Linked DNA regions of Mus musculus: region 1 is linked to region 2. The links are chromatin loops, found by intact Hi-C in ENCODE. Cell type or tissue: left cerebral cortex. All regions are shown on one strand.

The links. A loop is a pair of places that touch in the nucleus more often than their neighbours do. Peaks named below come from ENCODE experiments on the same cell type or tissue, not always from the same donor. Only the 100,000 strongest peaks of a DNase experiment are listed, where the experiment ranks them.
Region 1: a loop joins it to region 2, with 5 times the contacts of the local background. A loop is called at or near these places in 10 of 42 quality-filtered maps.

The regions. Positions count from the first base shown.
Region 1 is chr8:47,818,584-47,826,583 of GRCm38, forward strand. Cldn24 (claudin 24) reads left to right here and starts at 3,560. Exons shown (of 1, transcript NM_001111318.1): 1 at 3,560-4,222. The coding sequence starts at 3,560. The coding sequence ends at 4,222. It overlaps Cldn22 (claudin 22), which reads left to right and starts at 5,899. Exons shown (of 1, transcript NM_029383.1): 1 at 5,899-6,892. The coding sequence starts at 5,946. The coding sequence ends at 6,608. Wwc2 (WW, C2 and coiled-coil domain containing 2) reads right to left here. Exons shown (of 23, transcript NM_133791.5): 23 at 7,499-8,000. In left cerebral cortex, no CTCF peak of the experiment used is centred here; DNase peaks (open chromatin) are centred at 4,246, 5,378 and 5,869; H3K27ac peaks cover 1,091 bases.
Region 2 is chr8:47,740,598-47,748,597 of GRCm38, forward strand. Gm31786 (predicted gene, 31786) reads right to left here. Exons shown (of 4, transcript NR_166572.1): 3 at 7,683-7,808; 4 at 4,110-4,520. Among named protein-coding and RNA genes, the nearest start is that of Gm31786, 5.6 kb to the right of the region's middle. In left cerebral cortex, a CTCF peak has its summit at 3,022 (motif pointing right); DNase peaks (open chromatin) are centred at 3,022, 4,339, 5,502 and 5,851.

The DNA.
Region 1 (8,000 bases), 78 kb after region 2:
TGATCTTTATTTATTTTTCCTTATAGTAAAATAACTTGAACACACCTACCTCTATCAGCCACAAGCAACACAGTCTTCCAACTTCTGAGATACTATGCAACCTTGGCTGACCTTGAACTCACCGAGATTAGCCCACATCTGCTCCACAAGCCTTGGGATTAAGGATGTGTATCACCACCCACAGCCTCTTTCAGCACCTTTGCCTCCCTTGCCTGTGACTACCACTGTTTCCCTTTGAATGTTTAAATATTTGGGGCTGTTCTCATCTGAAATGCAGCAAGCACTCCCGAATCTCTAGCAAGCTCACAGGTAGGAACCTGAGGCTCTTGGGTTGAAGAGTGAACCAGGAGGGGCAGGCCAGGTAGGTGTCTACAGGGAGCTGGCACAGGCTGTCACAGGCTGGAGTGCGTGGTAAACCTGCCAAGGTCTGCACAGCCAGTCAGTTTGATTACCACAAACCCAGTCGTGAGCTTTAAAGACAGAAAACCAAAGAGAGGCCATCTTCCCTACGCATGTGTCTCCAGAATGCAGATCTGGCCAACAGCTTGCAAACAGTTTCCTGGGATTCACTTTTGGTGATAGATTTATTTTCTAACAATGGCTGCAGGAGAGTACGCTGCTCTGGGAATGGGTCCTTAGCCCTCCCTCAGCCGAGCTGACACAGCTCTGAGCAGAATGGAATTGTGTCTTCAAGTGTCACTCAAATAGCAAATCACAGAGTACTCAGAGATGATTGGTTGTCTTAAGCAGCGATGTGCCGGGATGGTTTGTAACAGAGTGTTTATCTATTCTTACCCTGGACCAAGTGTTTTCTCCTGGCAGGTGACAGGTCCCGCTCAATTGGAACGGTTGTTCATGGTTCTTCTCCAGGGCATGCTGACCTTGTGAGTTCTGTTTCTCCGTCTGTGTGCCTATGTCTTTGTCTCTCCTATTGAGAAAGAATGAACACGTATAGAATAGTCATTGGGTGGAAATGTTCGCCCTCTGGCTGACTTTGCCCTTCCTCCATGCTCTAGAGGTGGGAGCCCTCCTGGTTCTGTATCTGGGATTCCCTTCCACTTGCTGACTCCTTCATGGGGTACAACTTTCTGCTTTGTGGTCTTTAAGGGTCTTTTTCCCAAGGCCCTTAAGCCCCAGCTCTCTCCCTCTCCCCCCCTCCCTTTCCCCCTCCCCCTCTCCCTCCCCCTCCTCCCTTTCCCCCTCCCCCTCCCTTTCCTCCCTCTCCCTCTCCCCCTCCCATCTCTCTCTCTCTCTCTCTCTCTCTCTCTCTCTCTCTGCCTGGAGAAATGGTTCAGTAGTTGCTCTTCTAGAGGACCCAGGTTCGATTCCCAGCACCCTCATGGTGGCCCACAACTACCAATAGCTCCAGTTCCAAGGGATCCAACATCCTCTTCTGTCCTCATACACATAGTACACAGACATACATGCAGGCAAAACACTCATATGTATAAAAATAAGAGAAAAATAAATATAAAGAAATTAAAAACTTTCTGTTTACATGGGTGTGGTATGGCTGCATATTTGTGGAGGTCAGGGCATAACTTCTACAGTTGTTTCTCTCCTTCTACTGTGTGGGACCTGGGGATTGAACTCAGGTCATCAGACTTGGCAGCGGGTGCCTTTACCCACTGGGCCATCCGGCCTGCCTCTCAGCTCAATTATCTCCAGCCCTCTGATTTAGTTGTTTGCCCACGCTCTTTCACACTCCAACAAGGACCCCGCAGGGCAGAGGCTGAGTCTACACCACTGCTCTTGGTCACATGTCTGAGACTAGCCCTATAGATCAGGCTGGTTCAAACTCAGCCATCTGCCCGTCTCTGCCTCCCGAGTGCTGGGAATAAAGGCTTGCACCCCCAGCTTAAAGAAGACTGTTTCAATGTGATGTCAGTGTTTTCCTCGTTAATGGTTGCTGCTGTTTGGCCCTTCATTGCCCTGCCAGCCTCTGTAAAGAAAGCTTGAGCCCCATCTTCTCTGTCTCATGGTGACAGGCCCCAGGCCCAGTGCCAACCCTTTCTGGACCATGTGTGTCTGTGTTGGTTCACTCCGCTGAAGACACCAGTCTAGCCTATGGGATTCTGATGGAAGGAAACTAGTTTCAGAAGAGCAGAAGAGTGGAGTGCTCGCCTAGTGTAGGCTTGGGTAGGGACGAGCCTAGCACTGAGGAAGGAAAAAGCATCCATGTGTTGGCAAACCTTATTTTGAAGTGCTGGGGATAGAACCCAGGGCCTTTTGCCCATTAGTCAAAGGCTCTACCATTGAGTTACAGCTATGGCTTTAGTCTGACAACCTTGAAAATATAAGCTGAAGGCAAAAACAAAACAAAACAAAACAAAACCGAACACCGCCCCTAAAACGACTCTAAGGCTCTCCGTGGACACACTGGGCTTTAGAGCTTGTACCAGTGTCTTGAATGATCTTCTCTGGTCCTGAACTGTCCCTGTCTTGTGTACCATGAAGCATGGTGGGTCTCCAGTGGGCTGCACTCATCCAGGGAAGGCGCTCCCCTGTAGGATCCCGCATGCTCTGTAGGTGTGGATGTTCAGAGACGGGGGCTGGGCCCCACCAGAGATGGAACGTGCTCTGGGAATCCAGAGCATGTGGCCTTTTGTCCTGGCCTGGGAGGGAGGCCCAGTGTTCTTTGAGGGGTCATGCTCGCCTGAGGTATGTTCTCAAGGTGTGGCCTGAGCCAAAACAACAAGATGAAGCCTCAAAGGTCAGCCCCAGCGTGGCTGTTACTCTCATACCAGACTTTCGTCTTGAACCTGAAAGGCGCCTTCATGCCCGCAGCTCCTCTGCCTTTTCAGATGAAGTGGTGTAGAAAGCTCTGCTCTGGGCAGTGAGCAGCTCCCAGAGACACATCAGCCTTTACCCGGTGTCTGTAATGAGGGGGGACTAAATACTGTTGGATTTTCCCACAATGCCCCTTTCCTCACGCAGTTTCTCTGAGTACCAACCGGGGTCCTTACATTTTAATTAGTGCAGTGAACTGCCAAGTCCCGAGGGAGTCCCCATGACACTCAGGAACACAGGGTGAGCTCGTGTGTAGGTTAAGGATGTCTGAGGAGAACAGAGATTATAGGGAAACAGTCTACCTTTCTTTACAAGGCCTTGTTTCGCATCCCTGAAATCTCAGATGCGGCTATTACAATGAGGTCCTGTTGTAGAAAGAGCTGGCCTTTTATCACCACTTAAAATCTAATTAATCCATATTGAAGCACAAAGATTTCTGTTGTACGTTAGGGTGAGGGGTCATAGAGACCTCTTTGTTCATCTTCAGACTTATACTCGTCAAGCACTGGGGATATAATTTTACCAAGCAAATTGGAAGGTAACAGATCAAATCCTTATCAGAGAGCCTAACTCATAGTTTTTTAACAGAGTCCTTCACCCTTTACATGAAACACTATATTCAAGAGGAACAAAAACGTATTTTAGAGTGCCAGAGAGTTAATGACCAAAGCTTATACCCTGGGCAGCACAGGCTCAAGATCATTACGCCACTGTCAACCACAAGGGACGGCAGATCCTATAGAGTGGCTAAGTTGTAGTCTCTATCCCGATGGCTTTCATCTTCAGAACGGCCATGCAATCAGTAGGGCTTTCTCTGTCATTGCTGGGATGGGTTCTAGCCATTATTACCACATATCTACCACACTGGAAGAACCTTAACTTGGAGCTGAACGAGATGGAGAACTGGACCATGGGGCTCTGGAAATCCTGCGTCATCCAGGAGGAAGTCGGGAGGCAATGCAAGGACTTTGACTCCTTCCTGGCCTTGCCAGCTGAACTGCAGGTCTCCAGGGTCTTGATGTCCCTGTGCAACGGGCTGGGGCTGCTGGGCTTGCTGGCCTCTGGCTGTGGCCTGGACTGCTTGAGGCTTGGAGAGACACAGGAGGGTCTGAAGAAGCGGCTGCTCACCCTGGGAGGGACCCTGCTCTGGACCTCGGGAGTCATGGTGCTAGTTCCTGTCTCCTGGGTGGCCCACAAGACGGTGCGGGAGTTCTGGGATGAGACCATGCCTGAGATTGTGCCCAGGTGGGAGTTTGGGGAGGCCCTGTTCCTGGGCTGGTTTGCTGGCTTCTGCCTGGTGCTAGGAGGGTGTGTGCTTCACTGTGCAGCCTGCTCGAGCCCAGCTCCTGCAGCCTCGAGTCACTATGCAGGGGCGGGACCTCGAGATCATGGTTCATACCTAGAAAATGGAACTGTACAGCCTAAAGTGTAAGCCACCAGCAGGGCCGAGTCGTGTCCTTAATCAGCTGATTACAAAAAAGGTCTCTGTTGTGTCCTTATGTAACTAAATCGTACTGCTCACATTTTCTTCATTCAATAGCTGTTTTTAACATTTTCTTTTTTCTGTACTAGAGGTTCACTTTTTCAAATCTGAACGAAAGGAAGTCTATAATGAATTTATTATGACACACATTGCATAGCTATGTGTGGAAAAAAAAGACTTGCCATTGATTTGATTATTTAAGCCTGTGTATGCTGGGGATTGTCCAATTTGTCTAGTGCTGTGATACGTTCACTTTGTGGGAAAGCTGTGTTGCTGTCTATGGCTGGAAAGGGTAATTACTTTCCACTTCCTAAAGAAAATAATGACAACCTGCACTCTTTTTCTTTTTCTCTCCAAGGCAGGGCTTCTCTGTGTAGCCCTGGCTGTCCTGGAACTCACTCTGTAGACCAGGCTAGTCTTGAACTCAGAAATCTGCCTGTCTCTGCCTCCCAAGTGCTGGGATTAAAGAGGCACGTGCCACTACTGCCGGGCGATAATCTGCACTCTTAAGTATTGTTAGAGTCCCAGGCTAAGCCAGTCCCCAAATGTCATCTCCATTGTGGGCCTGCTCTTTAAACAAAAGCATTCGTGTTGAGCTATTTCCAGGAACCTGGTGAACTGGAGGAGGCTTTTGGAGGCTGGATGATCCTGGATGATTCTTGGTGTTCTGGGTGATTCCAGATGGACCACCAGAACACCAGGGTCCTCTACTAAGTAGCTAATCTCTGTTCTCATTTCTTTCCTCAAAAGCTTCAAATTTAAAAAGAAAAAAAAAACCACAAAAAGCATTTAAAAATTTTTTTTTGCTATCTAGATTCTGTCTGTGTGTGTGTCAGAATGAAAGCGTCTGTGTCCAGTTAAAAAGGACAGATGTGAGGCTGTCTCTTGGAGTGGTGAGCAGTCTAGAAAGCATATTTCAGTAAAGATGCAAAAGGCAAAAACTGCCCCCCCCCCATACACAAATCAGGACAAGCGCTTCTGGCTTAAGCACGTGAGTGAGCTTAACACAGGCGTGGGGAGAGGGGAGCGTGTTTCACGTGCTCCATAGAAAATGCAGCCAGAGACTTTCCAAACAGGCCTGATTTCAAGTCTAGAGGGATTTCTGTTAAGATTGATTTATTTGGTTAAGAAATACTTCTCTCTGAACCTTTTCCCCAACCGCGGTAACGCCCAGTATTATCATAACACACACATACTGAAATGTGAGAGCTATTTAGCTGATGAATATCTGACAGGTGTAATTAGCACAGCACAACGCGGGAGGAGTTGAACCCAGACCTTCAATTAAACATTTTTTTTTTTTTTACATTCAGACTTAATTCTCTGACTTGTTAGGAACGCTGGGAACGTGAAAGGCAGGTAACCTTCACAAAGAAAGGATTAGCGCTGCCTGACCCAAGAGGCTCACTGATAAAGTGCTCTGCACAAAACTGAGCCCACAGGGCACAAACAAGGCCCCGGGGCCACTCCTTAGCATGGCTGGCTCTTAGCAGTGTTTCCCTGTCCGCTTCTGAAACCTTTCAATATGGACTCAAACAATAGATCTGGCAAACGTCCTCCTATACACACAATGCAAAACTATGTCTGAGCTCCTCAAGAGAGAAGTGTCACACTTTCTTACAGCTAAGCGTGGGGCAGGAGTCGGGCTGGCTCAGCCTCCCAGAACGTTCTAATGGGCTTAGTCTTCCGAACGGCAACGCAGGCGGCTGCACTTCTGCTCTCCCTGCTGGGATGGGTTTTATCCTGCCTTACAAACTACTTGCCGCACTGGAAGAACCTTAACTTGGAGCTGAACGAGATGGAGAACTGGACCATGGGGCTCTGGAAATCCTGCGTCATCCAGGAGGAAGTCGGGAGGCAATGCAAGGACTTTGACTCCTTCCTGGCCTTGCCAGCTGAACTGCAGGTCTCCAGGGTCTTGATGTCCCTGTGCAACGGGCTGGGGCTGCTGGGCTTGCTGGCCTCTGGCTGTGGCCTGGACTGCTTGAGGCTTGGAGAGACACAGGAGGGTCTGAAGAAGCGGCTGCTCACCCTGGGAGGGACCCTGCTCTGGACCTCGGGAGTCATGGTGCTAGTTCCTGTCTCCTGGGTGGCCCACAAGACGGTGCGGGAGTTCTGGGATGAGACCATGCCTGAGATTGTGCCCAGGTGGGAGTTTGGGGAGGCCCTGTTCCTGGGCTGGTTTGCTGGCTTCTGCCTGGTGCTAGGAGGGTGTGTGCTTCACTGTGCAGCCTGCTGGAGCCCGGCTCCTGCAGCCTCGAGTCACTATGCAGTGGCGGGACCTCGAGACCACCAGCAGCATCTGGAGCTGAAGCAAGCCAATCCAGAAATCTAAGCCCGGGCTCATTGGCGTCTCTAATCTCACTCAGTCGGACTTGGTAGGCTCCCACTTTAATCACCCCTACTGCCTGCTTCTGACTTTCTGAAATGCATACTTCCCTCCTGTGGCTGTTATCCGCCTCAGACACAAGTTCTTTCTACCACTGAGTAAAGCACTTTTGCTTTCTATATGGAGGCCAAGTGGGTGAGGACCTATTGATGGAATCTGTCTTTACTGTGCATAAACTAGGCTGCGACTGTGCACACACAGGGCACCTGTAAATAAAACGTCATCTGAGCACTTCTGTATTGAGAGCAATCATTTGGGAAACAGATCACATGCTTTTCGGTGTCTAAGATGACTTAGGAAGCTAAGGTCTCAGTGGATAGTGAGACAACTGTAACAACTGATGAGAGTTAAAAAGAAAATTCCTTACAGACTCATCAGTGAGAGAGGGGCACCTCTCTTTCAAAAAGAATCCTTTCTACATCAGACACACTCATCCATGCCTGGGGCTGAGCAGGGCAATCTCAGGGGAAGAATTCTGTCACATAAAAGCCCTTCTGTGTCTGTACCGTGTCACACAGTGGAATGTCCAGCCTGCCTTGGCTCGGTGGCAGGGGCAGGACTGGTGTCTGTGGGCAGTGCCTCCTGGGCTGGCTGTCTCCTCTTGAAGGAGACACTGTCAGCTCCGGTGGTTTAGCAGGGGACCACGTACCGCCAGTCCTTGTTTTCCTTGAGCAATGAAAACATCCTATCTCATTTAGGGATACAGTCTTAACAAGAATTATTCACAACAAATTTCTGGCTTGAGGAATTCTTTGTGGAATTGCTCGATACATGGTTCAAGTAGATTCTTGTATTTGTGCCAATCAGGGAAATTAACTGAATAAGCAACATTAAAATGCAGTATTAGGAAATATGTATTGTTTAAAAAAAAATCACTGAATTTTTTCATCCACAGACACGGGGCAAGTGCAGCAACAGGAGTTAATATGGGCGATGTATTTACACACCATTACAAACAGGACAAATGAAAACAGAAACATTTCCAGAATGTAACCTGATTAAATGTTTGAGTCCTGAGCTTCTCATATTTAATACAATATAAATACATAGCAAAAAGATTTTAAATGTATGTAATTTGTATGCTACAGAGACTCAGCTAAACTTTGTTATTTGGCAAGTTAATATCCTCCTTGTACCTGTAACACTTGAGTCTGATAGACAAAAATGTAATATACTGATAATCCAAACTTGAGAGCTAAAGATTAAACTCTTTTTACCCTATGCAGAATAAATTCTAAGTTTAAAAATATTTTTAATAATATTAAATTTTTTATTCATCCATATGGTTTTGTGATCAAGTTAGTAAAAAAAAAACTTTTTTTAAAAATCATTTGGGTC
Region 2 (8,000 bases):
CTCAACTGCCCTGGATGTCCCCGCTCTGGGAAGGGTGCTGCCTTTGGATTTCAGGCTGCCTCAACCCTTGGAGTTTGTGGAATTTCCAGAAGTCACAGCCCTCACTGCTTCACACTTACCCTTAGCAGCTACCAGCTTTCTTCAGCCAGCATTTTCCTCATGGCCTGGATACTCTTCAGAGGCAGCTGAGTTCCTCTTTGCTTCCACCCAGCCCCAGCAGAGGAAAAGTCCCTTTGTGGGAGGCAGCAGGGGTAGGGTAGAAACTTTAAAGGGGGTAGGCTTGGACTTTAAAGTCATCCTGGCATCACGGTAGGTGTCTGGTTCTGTATCCTCTTAGCTGTGTGAACTTGTACCCAAAACTGGACACATTGCCCAGCCTCTGTTTTCTTATAGGAAAATGGCAGCACTTGGCTCAGAAGGCTGTGTAAGGACTGAGGGCTTGCCTTCATCAAACACCAGTTTTCTCCTAAGGCACCCACTCTTTTCAGAGGAGCAACATAGAGGGGGAGCAAGGGGGTGGGGAGAGAAGCCAGTGAGGAGAGCAGGTAGACAGAAGAGGAGGAGAACAAGAGGGCATGAGGGGGAGGTAAGAGGGTCCCGAGGAAGGTGAGTGCAGAAGACAGACATGTTAAGAGCTGAGGAGTGATTCCAGAGGATGTCTTTGACAGAGATTAGACACCCGTCAAGCACAACTGAAATCCTTCCGTGGTTTGAGGCCGAAAGCTGTCCTCACTGACTAGACCGGGGATGCATAAAGAAACACCTCCCGTGGGCCACACCCAAAGTCATGGCACATTGCTATTGGAAAAGTTTTATGTGTCTTCCAACCCATCCACAGGCATGAAGATACTGATGGCCGCGTATGCTGCTTCCTTTGTACATGTGTTCCAGTTTCACCAGACCTTCTGGGGGACATCATGTGAGTGTCCTGTTGCTGCCCCTTCCTCCCTGTGGAGAGACGTTAATACCATCTATTGAGTCCAGATATGGCACAGATGACATTCCAATGAAATGGCTCCATCCGAGTCTAGTGTAGTGAGCCAATGCATTTATTGGGATTCTCAGTGACTCAGGTAGCTACATCCCTAAAATTCTTACCCTAGCCTAGCATAGGCATAGGACGACTTATGAGAGTCACATTCTAGGAGTCCTCTGTGTTCCTGGTAGGCAATTCCAGCAGAGCTTCCCCTGCCCCAATTGTGTGCTGTTTGTGTAACCCTTAGGGTGGAAGCTCCTGGGTCTTGTTACTTCCTTGTGTGTTTTTTGAGCCCCTCTCCCTTTTCTCTAGGGGAGAATATTTCCTTCTTAGGAAATAGGTATGCGAGAACCCGTTATCATTCCAGCAGTTCATCTGTCTTGGATGATGTTGAGGGTCGTGGGAGAGCTTTCCTAGGGGTGCAAGAAAGAACCTTCACCGTGTGAGGTCTCTGTACCACCAGACTCACCGAGCTCCTCCCGGGCGACAGAGTAGAGGCATAGAGAAGTCATATAGTAAAGTGCTGTCCCACTGAGGCCACCAAGCCCCCTAGGGGTGGAGAAAGGCTGCAAGGGTCTCCCCATGAGACAGGGTCTCACACTCAGGGGAACAGACTGTCCTTAGGGATCAGACTGTCTGGAGCAGGCATGGATCTGGGCAGCAACTGATGGGCTCGGGTTAAAGGCTCCGTGTTGGCTCTTAGATAAATAGAACCGCAACCCCCCCGAGTCAGGCAGGAGACCCTCAAACAGAATGGCTTCAGTTTCTTACCACACAGGCATGTTGATTTAATATACAATTCACAGTATGGCATTTTAAAAAACACTCTGTATCGTAAGGTAAAATTCATCACCACCAAATATATAGTATCTCATTAGAAACACGATCATCTGGGACTAGAGAGATGGCTCAGTGTTTTAAGAGCACCTGTTGTTCTTGCATAGCACCACATGGTGGCTTTAGCTACAGGGTATCCATTGCCTCTCTTGGCATCAGACATGTACATGGTACATATACATACGTGCGGGCCAAACACTCACGCACACTGTTGAGATTTGAATACGAATGGCCTCTGTAGGTTCCTATGTGTGAATACTTGATCTCCAACTGGTGGCTGTTTGGGAAAGATTAGGAGGTGTGGCTTTGTTGCAGGAAGTTTAGCGTGGTGCAGGGGGTGAGCTTTAAGGTTTAAAAGACTCTTGTCTTTCCCAGTGTTCCCCCTGCCTCCTGCTTGTCGCTTGGAGATGTGAACTCTCTCCACTGTTCCCGCCTCTATGTCTTTATTCCGCCATCATGGGCTCTAAGTCTCTGGACTCATGAGCCTAACTAAAAAGCCTTTCTTATAAGTTGCCTTGGACATGGTATTTTATCACAGCAGTAGAAAAGTAGCTAAGACCCATAGGTCTAAAATATTTGTGCTTCACCATGTGTCCTGTGGGCAATAGAGCACAATTTAGTGTGTTTCCTTGCAACCCCTCCCCCCTGCCTCCTAGGGTACTGAGAAGCCGTTTTGCCGCAGGGAGGCACACAAGGACATCTAAGGTGCCATTCATTCTGGCTCACAAGCCCATTTGCCCTTAGCTATGCAGGCAAGAGAGTCAGGTTCAGTGTTATTAACAAACTTTAAGCAAGAACGGTGGTGGTGGTGGTGGGGCATAGAGCAAAACAGCCATAGAGAGCCCTTTGTAACCGTTTAGTAACCCGAACAGAAAAACCTTTGATAAACTCCCCGGAGAGCTTAAATATTTTCCCTCTCTCCGGGCCCAGGTAGCGATGCCAGCAGGTCATCCTTGAAACAAGATGACCAACTCCATCAACCTCAATACGCCCTAATCCTTCAGGAAGGAAGTAGGGTTTGGTTTCCACACTCGCTTTAAAAAAAATCAGGGCTTTGTTCCTCCGGATTGCTCTTCCAGGATTTGTAACACACGGTGACTTGATTTGGCAGGAAAAGCACCTTCTCAACACAAAGGCTTGTTTTATAGGCTTTGAGCTCCGTTCTCCAGGTCTGCGGCGCGCTCCTGACATTCTCCACTGTGGCCACTGGGTGGCGCTGGAGGAACCGGGATTGCCTGGAAGGCTGTTGCTTTCCATTTTCTTCCAGGGCGCCTTGGTTGTGCAGGCACAAGCATACCTGGATAGTCAGATCCCGCTAGACTCCACTTTTCATATGGATGGCCCATGTTTTGTTTAATTTTTTTTATTCTGTCATATAAATAAGGACAAAGTGTGCTTAGAAAAAGAGATGATTTTATTTGGAAAACGCTTTTTATCGGAGTATAGAAGACCGTTTGAATTAAGAATGGACAGAATGCATCTTCATTCAAGTGGTCTGCCTATGTGCCATCCAGTTTGCTGTCCTCCCTGTAAAAGCTAGTGGCATAGTTTTCAATTTACTCCTTCTCTCTCCTTTCCGTTTTCGTTTCTTCCTCCTGTGTAGTTCTCACACCCCATCATCTCCCTGCATCCCGAGTGCACTCCACTGCCTCCTCAGGGATCATTTGAACAACACTGGTTTGGCAATGTCTCATCTTTAAGACCAAACTAATCTACAAGTTCCTTCCCTAACCTCACCTCCTCCTTCGACTACTCATGGTCTGTCTTCCTTCCCTTCCCAACAAACTGTGGCACTCCCAGTTTTCCTTTTGTCTACTCCGATTCACTGCTTTGGTGTCTGTCACTGCAGCATCTCTGAACCCCACCGCCCAGTGGTCAACCCCGGAGATTGCTTTTGCCCACTTTCTACAGTGGCTTCTCTCTCACACTGGATCTGATGGTAGAGTTCTGTCCTTGGTTCTTGTGACGCTCATATCCCTCGAACAACCCGGAACTCTTTTGGGGGGTTACTGTGAGCTACATTTCCCACCAAGCATTGCAGTAGCTGTAAAAAGCAGCTTCAGAGGCCCCACCCACAACATGGCTTGAGCCTAAATTCTAAGCAGAACCAGAGTTCTACATTTCTATCTACATTTACACATTAACTGAGGGCAACCTTGGCCAAGTATCTTGAGTATTGAATAGGCCCCCGAGGTAAAAAAAAAAAAAAGGATGCAGAGAGAGGTTGCAGGAGGGAAGATTGTGTTTAGGCATTAGTCACTGTAACAAAATAACAAACACCTTAAAACAAGAAAGATTTTTGTTGTTGTTGTTTGTTACTTTGTATTTGTTTGAGACAGGTGCTCCCACTACATCTCCCTGGGTGGTCTGGAGCTCTCACTGTCGGTTAGGTTGGCCTTGAATTCTTTCTTCTCCTGCCTCAGCTTCCTCACTACTGGGTCTGCAAATGTGCCACCTCACACGAGTTGGGAAGTTTGAACAGGGATCTGGTACGTGGGAGATCCGTAACTGTTCCCGAGAGACCATCTTCGGCAGCTGCACTGGAGCACCAAGACCTGCTTCACGATGAGTCACTCATACGGCCAGAGAAGTGCAATTAGCTGCCGACTAAGAGCTCAGTCAGGGGAAGGGCCCCTGATTCTTCTCCATGTGACTTTTTATGATCTGCCTGGGCTTCCTTACTAGGAGATAGGGCCCAAGAAAGACTCTGAAGAGACAAGAAAGATAAATTATCAGGCTTTTGTTGTTATTGTTGTTGTTCGTGGTGGTGGTGGTGGTGATGGTAGTATTGGTGATGGAGGTAATGGGTTTTTGTTGGTGTTGGTGTTGTTGGTGGTGTGTGTTAGACAGCGCAGAATGTGGTCGGGGGAGCTGGAACTGTCCATGTGTGGAGACTGGCATTACATACTGTCTATGTAGACCAGGCTAGTCTTGAACTCACCTGCCTCTGCTTTCCAAGTGCTGGGAATAAAGGTGTAAATATTATTGTGCCAGGCTTTGAGCATGTCTAACTGGGAATTTGATTTGTTTTTAATTTGCTCTACAAATTGGTTGGCTCAGTAACAATTCTTTATTATTATTATTATTATTATTATTATTACTATTATTATTATTTAAAGATTTATTGTCTTCAGACACACCAGAAGAAGGCATCAGATCTCATTGCGGATAGTTGTGAGCCACCATGTGATTGCTGGGATTTGAACTCAGGATCTTCAGAAGGCAGTCAGTGCTCTTAACCGCTGAGCCATCTCTCCAGCCCTCAGTAACACGTTCTAAGTTGTTTAATCAAGAAAGGAGGCCATGTGTGGTGTCATACACATTTAATATCAGTGTTCAGGAGGCAGAGGCAGGGGGATCTCTGTGAGCTGAAGTTCAGCCTGATCTACAAAGCGAGTTCCAGGCCATCCAGGGTTATAGTGAGACCCTATCTCAATTAAAAGAAAATTGTAGGTTATGTTTCAAACAGTGCCCTCACTTTCTTCATTACTATTGGCCCTTGTCTTTTTAAGCTGGGACTCAGGGGGTGGGGATAGCAGTCCCCAAAGTGGAGCACACAAGGTTATGACCATGGCCTTATGTTCTTTATTATTCTACCCCAGTCTTAAGACTTTTCCTCTTTAGCCAAAGCCAAGCTCGCAGGAAAAAGAATGGCTGTCAGTAATTTGATTCATCGCCCTTTCCAGGAGGTTGGAAACAGCCAATGCTGGCGTTTTAAAGCAACCTGACACTCCCCTTTGAGGGACAAACGAACGGTTGAGTTAAGGGACAACAATGATCAGAAATGCTGGAGCCCATAGTTGCATGCACGTGTGAGCCCCCCCACCCCCCACCCCCACCCCCCGGGGCCCACAGCAGCTGACCTTTCAAGGCCTAGGATGCATTCTTGCCTCTTCAGTTACTGTTGCAGGTGGGTTGTTATTATTATCGTCATTGGAATGGTTTGGTTGTTTTGATTTGTTTCAAAGGCAGCACATTCATGGTCACGAGGTCCTGGCAGGCATTTCTCTCTGAGGCTGGTGATCAAGAAGCGAGATGAGATGCTAACTAGGGTAGGACGCCAGTACAGCAGAACTTCCGTGGAAGTGGCTAATTTGCTGGCTCAACCCTGCTAAGCAACCAAACGAGGTAATGACTCCCGTCTCTTTGCGGACTCCGACCAATTTGAGCTTGTGACCTTGAGTGACACCATACTTTTCATAGCTATGTACTAAAGGAGAGAGTATTGTGCAGTCAGTGAAGCGATTCTTTCCAACGATATAGGCGACAAAGGACAGAAGTGTACCAAGGACTGAGACCAGGGGAGACCAAGTAACTCAGTCACTGTGGCAATTACACCCATTAGGTATGTCTCCCAGATATAATCTTTCTTTTGCAAGCATTGCATTAATTTTCCTAAAGCACACACACACTCCTTCACTCTCCTCAACCCTGGAGTTCCACATGACTTTCTCCTGCAGGGAGTTTGTCAATTGCAGTGAATAAAGTGGACGCCCAGGTCCAAGCACTTTCCCTTGGAGTGACAAAAGACTCCAGAATGTCAACCCACCTTGGGAAACAGGAATCATCCCTTCAGGATTTCGCTTCTTTTTTTTTTGTTGTTGCTGTTGTTGTGGGTTTTTTTTTTGTTTTTTTGTTTTTTTGCTTTTTGTTTTTTGTTGTTTTTGTTTTTCGAGACAGGGTTCTTCTGTGTAGCCCTGGCTGTCCTGGAACTCACTCTGTAGACCAGGCTGGCCTCGAACTCAGAAATCCGCCTGCCTCTGCCTCCTAAATTCTGGGGTTAAAGGCATGCGCCACCACCGCCCGGCAGGATTTCACTTTTTTCAAGAACTTACCACACGCCTTTGTAAAGGGTCTGGCCAGTTTGTACATCAGTCTTCTTGGAACATCTCCGCTGGATATTTTATCAGTCTCCACAGACTTTGGGGTTCCATTGACCAGGGTTCTCTTGTCTGCTGCAGTTTTTTAAAAGATGATATTTCTTTTTAAATTTAAATTATTATTTTTTTTTCCAAGACAGGGTTTTTCTGTGTAGCCGTGGTTGTCCTGGAACTCACTCTGTAGACCAGGCTGGCCTTGAACTCAGAGATCTGCCTGCTTCTGACTCCCAAGTGCTGGGATTAAAGGCATGCGCCACCACTGCCGGGCAATTTAAACTATTTTTATTCCATTTTTACCTGTATTGGTATTTTACCTGTGTGTATTTTCTCTACCTTTTGTGTACCTGGTTCCTATGGAGGCCAGAAGAGGGCATCAGCCCTCCAGAACTCAAGTTACAGATGTTTGTGAGCCACCATGTAGGTTCCAGGAATCAAACCAGGTCCTCTGGAAGTGCCAGACTCTTCTGTCAAAACCTTTTGAAAGTCACTCCTTAGTTTCATTGTCAAAACCTAAATGGGATGGCCTAGTCAGTCATCAATGGAAGGAGAGGCCCTTGGTCCTGTGAAGGCTCTATGCCCCAATGTAGGGGATTGCCAGGGCCAGGAAGCAGGAGTGGAAGGGTTGGTGAGCAGGGGGAGGGGAGAGGGAATAGGGGGTTTTTGGAGGGGAAACCAGGAAAGGGGATAACATTTGAAATGTAAATAAAGAAAATAAATACTAATCATTATTATTAATATTATTAATAAATGGTAGGGGTTAGGGGCTGAAGAGATGGCTCAGCAGTGCTCATTACTCCCTCAGAGGCCCCGAATTCCATTCTTACCACTGAGGTTGAGCAACTCACAACTATCTATAACTCCAGCTCCAGAGGGATCCAACACCCTCTTCTGTCCTCCTCGGATACCCTCATATATGTGTGATGAATTCATATAGATGTACATACATACACATAAACAAATCTTTAAAAGGTAGAGATGGATTAAAATACCTATACATATAGCTCATCAATTAATTAGACCAAGACTTTGCCTCAAATCATTTTGTTGCAGGAGTCCAAGATAGGTGAGGCAGGTAGACCAAATGGCTCTTTTGTCCTTGTCTCACTTGGCCATACCTAATAGAGAAAGGTTCAAAACAGAAGGTAAATTGAAAAGGCGAGTAAGACCCATTATTTCACATGTGATTTTTGAAAAATGCTACTTTATAAATTTGCATGGATTTTTTTTTTTTTTTTTTTAGGAGAGCCAGTTAGCAACTTGTATTCCAAGATCAATGGTTTTTGGGCAAATTATTTCACAGGAGTGGA